Regions from separate parts of the Mus musculus genome. Here region 1 is linked to region 2. Evidence: chromatin loops called from intact Hi-C (ENCODE). Cell type or tissue: heart. All regions are shown on one strand. Links, peaks and the distances in the headings refer to the core of each region. The heading gives the core; the rest is flanking DNA.

Region 1 (4,509 bases), core at 746-3,245, 230 kb after region 2:
GAGAAGAGGATAGAGGAAGGCCATAGATGGATAGTACGTATCCTAGAATGGAAATGGGGCAGAGGGAAAGGCAGGGCACAAGGACTTGTTTTATAGTCTTCAATGTTCCCAAGAAAGTCTCCCATGCCCGGCCTGAAGCCACAGTGTCCTCAGGGCAATAGCCAGCTCTATTACCACACTAGCACACAGAGGAAGGAAAGCCAGAGACAGGCTAGTGACAGGTCATGGCGTCTGAAGGTTGAGCTTATGAAAAAGACCCTGGCTCTGGCTGTACATTTACTCACCTCCAAGCCTGTTTGGGAAAGGCTGACTTAGGGACGTGCCTAAGGCTACTTTCTCTAGTCTCGTTTCTGCTAAACCTGGCTCGCTGCCTCTACTTAAAGGGCATGGCAAGACACAGCTCCTTCTCACACACTGCACTTGTCACAGAAACACTCTACCCTTTGTAATGAACAAAAAATGTTGCCCTCCATAAAATTTTTCCAGCCCATTTTGAGCAGAGACTGTCAGAATTCAGTGTTAACTGGAAAGTAAGTGTGTCAGACTCTGCTTCTGGAAAATATTTCAAGCCTTTAAACTGTGAAGTGATTTATATTTGACATACAAAATCCCAACAGAAGAACAATTCTTCCTGAAGCAGTTCACTCCTCTCACTAACAAGGGCACTTCTGTTAGCAAGAGCGAGGTAAGAACTGATTGATTGGCTGCATGAAATTATATACCTTTAGTATATATGCAGAATAATACTTTGGGCCTCCTGTATATTAAAGCCATGATGAGGAGGGTCAAAGAACTGACTACTTAGGAAGACAAGATCAATAAGAATAAAGCAAATACCAAATTATCCCTCTGCAACAGGACCAGACACACAGAAGCCTTCCCTTCTGAGAAACATCGTCAAAGAGGCTGCCAAACACACCCATCATATCCCAAGGCTACACTCAGCCACTGACAGAGGCCAGAGGGTCTGAGAGTTAAGGGGACTCAGTTTTGATATCAAAGGCCAGGTCTAACTTGTGACTACTAGACTTTTAAGCTGTGTAACCTTCCAAGAGTCACTTGGACCTTCTCCAGGTGTCTATCTCTTCAAGTGTAAAATGGGAGAGAAATTGCCCGTGTTTGCAGATCTGGGAGAATTCAACTAGCAGTAGGTAAGGTGCCTGGTCAAGTCAGGGACCAGCAGAAAGCTACTAGCATTGCCACTGTTGGGTACACAAGGACTAAAATGTCTCTTTTGCTAGGCTTCCTAAAGGCATATGCGACACCAAGACCTCTTTCCTTCAAAGGCTAACTTCTTAGCAGCACACTGAAATGCCAGCCATATAAGTACAAGAATAGCTACAAGTCATAAGAATCTCACACAAGCTATGACAACAGTAACAGCAGCAGCTTCTGGAGGTGCCAAGTGACTTGTCAGAATGACTCAACTTTCACCCATGCCCAAGGATTGAGGCATAGGTTTTTGTTTGAATTTTAGTTCATTCCATAAAAGAGAGTCAATCTCAGAGCTCAGAAGGATGCATTGCTCTGAAGAGGAAGACTATCTTGGGGATAAGGTCTGTCTGATTCTAGACCTTCTTCTCTCCGCTCTCTGCCTCTCGGCCAGACAGGAATAAATAGCATTCAGGTCAAAACCACCCTTCTTTCATGCAGACCAAAAGGTTTTTTGGCTTGAGTTTTTTCCTTAAACTCACATAATTTCTTCCTTCCCCAAGCCACTTTACAAATTAAAGCTTACAAGGAGGTTGATTTTGAGGATCTGGCTTAATGCCAAACTCCTTTTTTTCTTTTTCTTTTTCCTTTTTTTTTTTTAAAGCAACAGAGACATCTTTTGGCGAATCCATAATAGTGCAAGTGAGCAGGGGTGTTAACAGGATGCTTGTGAGCCTGTGACTGCCCACCTTCATAGTTTCTCTTTGATGTTCTAAAGCCACAGGGACTTGGCCCACTGGCCATGAAAGAAACTATCACCATAAGGAATGGCAGAGTTGGGGAGCCAAATGTGGGGGTAATCCCAACACTGAGAAAGTGGAGTCAGGAAGGAAACCCCGGGCTATATAGTAAACTTGAAGCTACACTGGGCTACACAGTGAGACCTATCTGGAGGTGAGGGATACAGGGTGGAGGACAACACAGACAGACAAAGGAAGGCAGAGCTGGCATCGGCCTCCACTACCTGAAATGCAGTTCAATCTGAATGGAGCCCTGGGTGGCGCTGCTGCTCTTGGAGGGCTGAAAGATACAGTTGAACACATTGGTCATGCCATGGCTGGGCTTCTGCCCAGAATAGCGGGTGTCAAATGCCATCATAGAATGGGAAACCAAGTTAATGGACTTGGTCTGGTTGGAAAAACTCTCATAGAGCAGCTTACATTTCTTAAAGTCAAATCTGAAAGGGAAGAAAGCAAAGGAGACGTTAAACACAGTCATACCTTATGAAATGAAGTTCAGGTGTGGAACAAGATTGGCATCATCAGTGTACCAGAGTACCATTCAATCTGAGATCCTGAACTCACTGTTCACAGGGCACTCAAAATGCAGTCAGTGGCACTGGGCCTGAAACCTTTCCAATCGCAGAGAGGAGATTATATCCACAGGAATGCATGAGGAATAATAATATACCCAACCTATTATATCCTTAATGATTTACCACCCCATGTCCCATCCTAGGCTGACAAAGCCATATGTTAAATCATAATCCTCAATGGATATCCAGGGTCTCTTTGACCGTCATCTGTGAAATTATAGCTTGCCTGAGGCTTCTCCCTCCAGAGTCAGCAGGCACATCTGTATAAGATCACTACAGCTCACTGGAGGCAACATCCTACTTTGCACTCAGGAAGTAAGAAACTGACCCATCAACCGGAAGTGCATCCAAACCCACTGTCTTTTTTGGAAAAAGAGTAAGTTGCAAAGAGCGATTATGAGTTGCTCAGTACCATTATGAATCATTCCACATTGAAAAACTCAAGGAATAAATCAAGAGAGTAGCTGGCCCCCAAGAATGCAGGTTCACCAAGGCATGGTTCCCCTCAGCTGATCTGGGTGCAGGCCACACAGGCTTTGAACAGAAAATCAGGATAAGTCAGAGTGCTTCAGACAGGCCTTACTAGCCTTGACACCCCATTTTCAAATGTGACCCAACTTTCCAGCCATATAACCTTGGACTAGTAAAATAAGTATATACATACATAAACCAACAACAGCAATCTATCTAGAAAACTAGAGCATTAGCTGACCCCACTTAGGGACAAGGGATAGCTTTCAGGGTAAAAATACAATGCATGCTTCAAAATCCCACTCTGTATTTCTACACCACAGATTTCAACTAGCCAGCACACATCCATAAAGGAAGCAGTTGCTATGTTGCTTCTAGAGGTTTCCAAGTAGGGAGCTCAGCCCAGTGCTGCCAATTTTCAAACAGTTCTCATTCATATTCTCTATGTCTGTCTATCTATATCTGTCTGAATTCTCTCAATTTTAAAACATTGACCCACGAGGCAGTCACCAGTGTCACTCTGCCCACAACTGTGTCAAAACTATATAGACACAGGACAAGGTGCCCCATTCCCCACTCCTTAATGTTAGTGAGACCATGCTCCAGCTCCAAGTGTACCAGAGCCCTGAAGTGCTACCTACCTGAGGCTATTCCAGAGCTGTACATGGGGTACATTGTTCTTACAAGAGTTAGGCAAAGCCTTACCTGGCTAGGGAGCCAGTGCCCTCTTTTCCTTTTGGATCCTTAAGCTCCAGACTCACATTCACCATATCGATGAGAAAGCACATACAAGTGTACACTTCTCCACTCAGCACAGTCTGTGAAAACAAAATGCCGGTCAGCCCTGGAGTGACGGTGCCAACCTGAAAATGGCTCGAAGATAAAGAAATCTAGTTCACTGGCTGTCCCACCACTTTGCCCTTCTGCTCCTTGCATACTTGGAGGAATATCCACATAGGTGCCCAGCAGCCGAGACTACAAGCTTGGAAGAACTTGCTGTCAGTCTCACTCACGTGAATCCTTGGATCCTGTAGATCATAAGGCCGCATGAAGTCTTCTATGGGCTCTCCCAGGTTGTTCTCTAGCAAGCCTCGGATCAGCTTGTATTTACACAGATCCAGGGAACAGTGCACAGAGGACAGACTGCCATGGACAGATATGTCTGCAACAGTGTGGCTTATTTCTCTATGAGAAAAAAGGAGGCCATGCTCACAAATAAGTCACTAACTGCCTTGGCACAGCACAGCCAAAGTAAGGATATATAATATACATTATCAACCAGTTAATCTCAAATTTCCAGTGGCAAAAAATAGTCATGTATCTCCCAATGTGCAAGGTATTGTGACTGCCATACTTTAACTACAGAGAGGGTTTTAGGTCCCAAGTTTTAGGTCCCAAATGTGTATGGAGAAAAATCCTCAAATCTAATAAGCTGGGGATACAGCTCAGTAAAACTTGTCTAGCACACATGGGCCCAGAATTCTATCGTGAGCATGCCAAATATGTGTGGT
Region 2 (4,509 bases), core at 719-3,218:
AATTGCCTAGCCGGTTTTTGTTTGGTCGTTTGTTTTGTTAATTTGTTTGGGGGGGGGCAATTCTTTTATTTTGAGTTGTTGTTGTTGTTGTTGTTGCTCCCCTCTGACTCCAGCTCAGACTCAACAGGGAGAAGCCTGTGTGGCCTTGAATGAATTGCTTACTTATCTGTTGGGCCCAGTTTCCTTAATTGCGTTGAGAGGGCACATAACACCCACCTCCCCAGACCATTTGGGAAATTGTAGTGTGTATAAGACACGTGTGAAGATCCACTGGGGTTCACAGTACCTTTCCACCTCTGTCCCAAACATACACCTGTGGGACATGGACAAGGGTCCTCCTGGTCACTCAGCTGGTCTAGCATCTGATCTGAACAGGATGAACACATACGTGTCTTTCTGTGAATGGCTGGATCTCCGTGTGTTAGTAACCTTTGCTATGAAACAGGTAGAGAAGAGGCTGTGATCTTTACAAGTCCTTAGCCTTACATGGAGTGAAAGGCCTAAGCAAAAAGAATAGCTCTTTAGCCCCACCAGTGTTGAAAACGCTAGTAGCTTAGAGGTGCAGTGTCCCATGTTGGCCACTAGGCGTCTCCAAGGATAATAGATGAGGGCAGAAGCTATGCAGCCTTTTGGGGGTCTCCCCTACTTGGTGTCTTGTACATAGGCCTTAGCAACCGCTGGGCGCCAAGAGTCCGACCCTCCCTGACTGCCATTTCTTTCCTGTTGTTTTATAGACCTGGAAGATGGACGAAATGGCCACCATGGTGGGGTGGGATCTAAGGAAGGCAACGGCCAGCCCTTTGGAGAGTCCTTTAGAAAGAAGAATGGAGCCTGCAGGGACTCTTCACTGCAGTTCTTGGCCAAGCCTGTCCTCCACCTCTCTCCTGCCTTCTTGCCAGAGTGGGGTGGGATGGGAAGAGAAATTAGGTCTGGACTGAATCTCTTCCTCCTGTACTTCCTGGCTGGGTAACCTGGGAAATAGGATGACAAAGTCCCCAAGGCGAGGTCAGCTGGAGGGTGGAATGTCAGACCAGATCGCAGGAGCTCCACACAGGAGAACGGCTTCCTTGCCCCTTCATCCAAACCTAAGAGTTCTCATGACAACTTCTCCCCAGAACTACAGTAGTTGGCAAAAGAGGAAGTGATCTCCACCCCCTCCCCAAATCAGCACTTCTCAAAGGGATTTGTTCACACCCAGGCGGGGAATATTAAAAGCACAGTTAGTTCCTTGTGCACCCAGGGCCTGCTGGATCAGTCTTTGGGGCTGAGGCCCAGGACTCCCAGCCTGAACACGTCCAGGGCTGGAAAGGGCTGCCCCAGATTATAGGGCAGGCTCCCTGGCTGTCTCTCCCTCTCCCGCCCAGGGATGTGCAGAGGGGGCGGGTGGCAAGTCTCATCAGCACTTTTAACTGGGCCTGCTTCTCATGACTCACCTCCTAGACTTCCCGCAACAGGCAAGTCTAAATAGCTGGGTCCCGCCCTCCCAACAGGGAGACGTTCTTACAAGGGGTGGGCAAGAGGTTACAAGGTGGGTGCCCAAAAGGTCAGCGGGGTAAGGGCACCCAGAGAGGGGACACTGGATGAACTGAACAGTGGCATAGCTTTGAAGACGTGTTGTTTACAGGCTTCTGTTATTAAGGAAATTGCTGTCAGTCAAGGTAATTCTAGCCCAGATAAGCAATAAATAAGCTCCCAGCTAATCTTATGGGGATTTTATTGGCACCTGGGGTTAGAGGTCCTTTGCCCTGCTCCCCTTTCTCCCAAAGCAAAATCCTGCCTCCCAAGGGGTCCCTCTACCTCAACGTGAGAGACTTCACGTTAATACAACTTCGGATGTACACTCTTTGAAGGAAAATGGGAATCAGGCAATGATGAAACATAACCTCCTGGTCCTACCTGGAGGCAGAAGAATGACCAAGTGACCTGAAATGAACCCTTGGCGACCCAATAGCATCAAGGCATGCGCGAGTTTCCCCTCGGTTTGCCCGGCCGCTCAGGGGTGGTCACCTGGCCCAGGCTGGGAGCCAGGTCTGATACAGCAAGCTGGCTTGCCAGAGTTGGTTGCAGCGTGTTCGAGTTCCGGCTGCGAGCCCTCGGGGACTAGGGCAGCAAGTTCCAGCTTGCAGAAATGAGAAGCGAGTCCCAGGGGAGTGCGAGACGCAGCGAGACCGGGTGCGCGCCTAGGCGCGTGCCCCGCCACGGCGCAGGGGGAGGGGAAGTCGCCGCAGCCACTCAGAGGCACGATAGTGAAGCCTCCCAACAACTTTAACTGTCAATCAGACTTAATGGGGTATTAAAAAAAAAAAAAAAAAAAAAAAGGAGGGGGCGCCCTTTCGGTCCACGCCGCAGCTGCCCCGCGGACGAAGTAATAGGGCGGTGCAGACTAGGGCGTCCTATCCACGAGTGCTCCACAGTACGGGCCCGACCAAGTTGGAAAGAACAAAAAAGAAGGCAATAAATACTAAAGGGGAGGGGGGAAGAGAGGGAGCCACACCGAGCGGCAACTCCCAGCCCGGGCTGCAAGAGAGGGAGGAGGGAACCGGAGAGAGCGGGCGCGCGCGAGGGCGAGCTGTGCACGAGAAGAAACTGACACCCGGACCCCCCACTTCTCCTGCACGGTGCTGGCAATCAGATCGCGTTTAAGCAATTTCCTGAGCCCAAGAATAGCAATGAGTCGGGAGACTTTCGCGGACTGAAATTGGGAGCTGCAATCACTCCCCAGGTTTTGTGTGTGGTGTTTTTGTGTGTGGTTTTTTCCCCCCTTTCTTTTTCTGGAGAAAGTTGGAGGGGGGCGCTACAATTGGGAAACAGCTTTTTTGTTTGTTTGTTTTGTTAATCTTGCACTTTGAAACCGCGGACTGTAGCTGTGTGCGCGCTGTGGTTGGTGCTTTTTTTTTTTTTTTTTTTCGTCCCTGGCCTTGCCTAAACTCTTCTGTCGGTCTGTAAACATTACCTGTGAATTTCCCAGCCGAAACGGCTGTTGGGGCAAGAAACTTCTTGTTAAAACTTCCCACCCCTTGGACTCTCCACAGCCCCTCTCACCGTCCCAATCTTCTGAGACGCTTTTTACCTCTCCGCCAGAGCAGAGTTTATCTTTTTTTTCTTTTTCTTTTTTTTTTCTTTTTCCTCCCATTTTTCCTCGCCCTGTCCTTTACATCTGAAAGGAGATCAGTTCAAGAGTGACCAGGTGGGACGCCTCCTTTTCCTTATTTAGTTTATTATTGTTTGGGGGAGTTTTCTTTCTATCTTTTTTTAATTCCTGTCCGGGGAGTTTTGTCCACCGCCTCCTACCACCTCCCCCTGTACCCCGCTCCTCCGCGCGGAGGATGGTGTGGAAATGGCTGGGCGCGCTGGTAGTGTTCCCTCTGCAAATGATCTATTTGGTAACCAAAGCAGCCGTGGGAATGGTGTTGCCCCCCAAGCTTCGGGACTTGTCGCGGGAGTCAGTCCTCATCACCGGCGGTGGGAGAGGCATCGGACGCCACCTCGCTCGGGAGTTCGCAGAGCGTGGCGCCAGAAAGGTACACGGCGTGGGGGCGGGGTGGCACTGCGACACCTGGAGTGGGCGCTGAGGGTAAAGGGACTCTGGCACGCAGGGAGGGGGAGGCAGTCGTGGGGGGTGTTCCCACCTGCTGCGGGTGCGGAAACCAGCGCCAACGATCTGAAAGTCTCAAGCCACCCACTCCTTGCATCACCTGGGACTGCGAAGCAAGTCGGTTTCATCCTTCATAGATTTCCCGGGCACCGGACTGTGTTTTGGCAGGCCCTGAGTTGCTTGGCTCCCCTGGGATTGGTATCTCGCTGGCTATTTACCCCTACCAACTACCATACCTAGAATACCCACCCATTTTGCCGCATGACTCTTTCTCTAAGGTGTAGTGCCCTCTCTCTCTCTTTGCCCGCACCCTGCCAAGCGCAGGGTGTGCGCGCGCCCCTAGGTAGAGCTGGAAGCCAAACCCCCTGCTAGCTTGCGCTTGGTATTTTGCTTGGCAACTCGCTGCCTAGTCCCAAACAAGCTGAGAGGTTGCAGCTAGGCAGGGACGTGAGATAGGGTGCTCGGTTCAGATTTGTAAAGGAGAGAGTTGACGTGGATGGTCTAGTCCGGCTGAAAGACTGGGAGGCCCAGGTGTTTAAAATTCTGAAAGAGGGGTGAGGGGGTAGCCAGCCGCTGATAAAGAGAGCCCTTGTCCTCACCTTCAACCTTGATTCCCACCCCCGCCCTCTTCATCGGAGGGGATCCTTCTCAGCTGGATTGGAAGGTGGCACTGTGCCCCTCTGACCACTGCCTCTTATTATGTGGGTGACACCAGCTCCCCATGCTCCAGGTTTTGGAGACGTGGTGTTGCAGAGTACTGGAGGGAGAGCCAGCTGTCACCCAACTTGCAACTGCAGACCCGGCTGACTCACTCAGTGGCAAGAGCAATGGAGAGGGATTTGAGGCCGGCAGGCCGGTCTGTCTCCAGCCGGCCCGCGAAGACGAAGAACAAACTAGGGAATTAGTTTGAAATT

Evidence for each region. A loop is a pair of places that touch in the nucleus more often than their neighbours do. Peaks named below come from ENCODE experiments on the same cell type or tissue, not always from the same donor. Only the 100,000 strongest peaks of a DNase experiment are listed, where the experiment ranks them.
Region 1: a loop joins it to region 2, with 3 times the contacts of the local background. A loop is called at or near these places in 13 of 42 quality-filtered maps.

Annotation. Positions count from the first base shown.
Region 1 is chr4:145,124,234-145,128,742 of GRCm38, forward strand. Vps13d (vacuolar protein sorting 13D) reads right to left here. Exons shown (of 70, transcript NM_001276465.1): 28 at 4,012-4,183; 29 at 3,704-3,816; 30 at 2,177-2,389. Among named protein-coding and RNA genes, the nearest start is that of Vps13d, 69 kb to the right of the region's middle. In heart, for the core only: a CTCF peak has its summit at 1,829; no DNase peak of the experiment used is centred there.
Region 2 is chr4:144,890,189-144,894,697 of GRCm38, forward strand. It overlaps Dhrs3 (dehydrogenase/reductase (SDR family) member 3), which reads left to right and starts at 2,889. Exons shown (of 6, transcript NM_011303.7): 1 at 2,889-3,521. The coding sequence starts at 3,327. It also overlaps a transcript of Vps13d not described here. In heart, for the core only: no CTCF peak of the experiment used is centred there; DNase peaks (open chromatin) are centred at 1,293, 2,163 and 2,553; H3K4me3 peaks cover 1,447 bases; H3K27ac peaks cover 931 bases.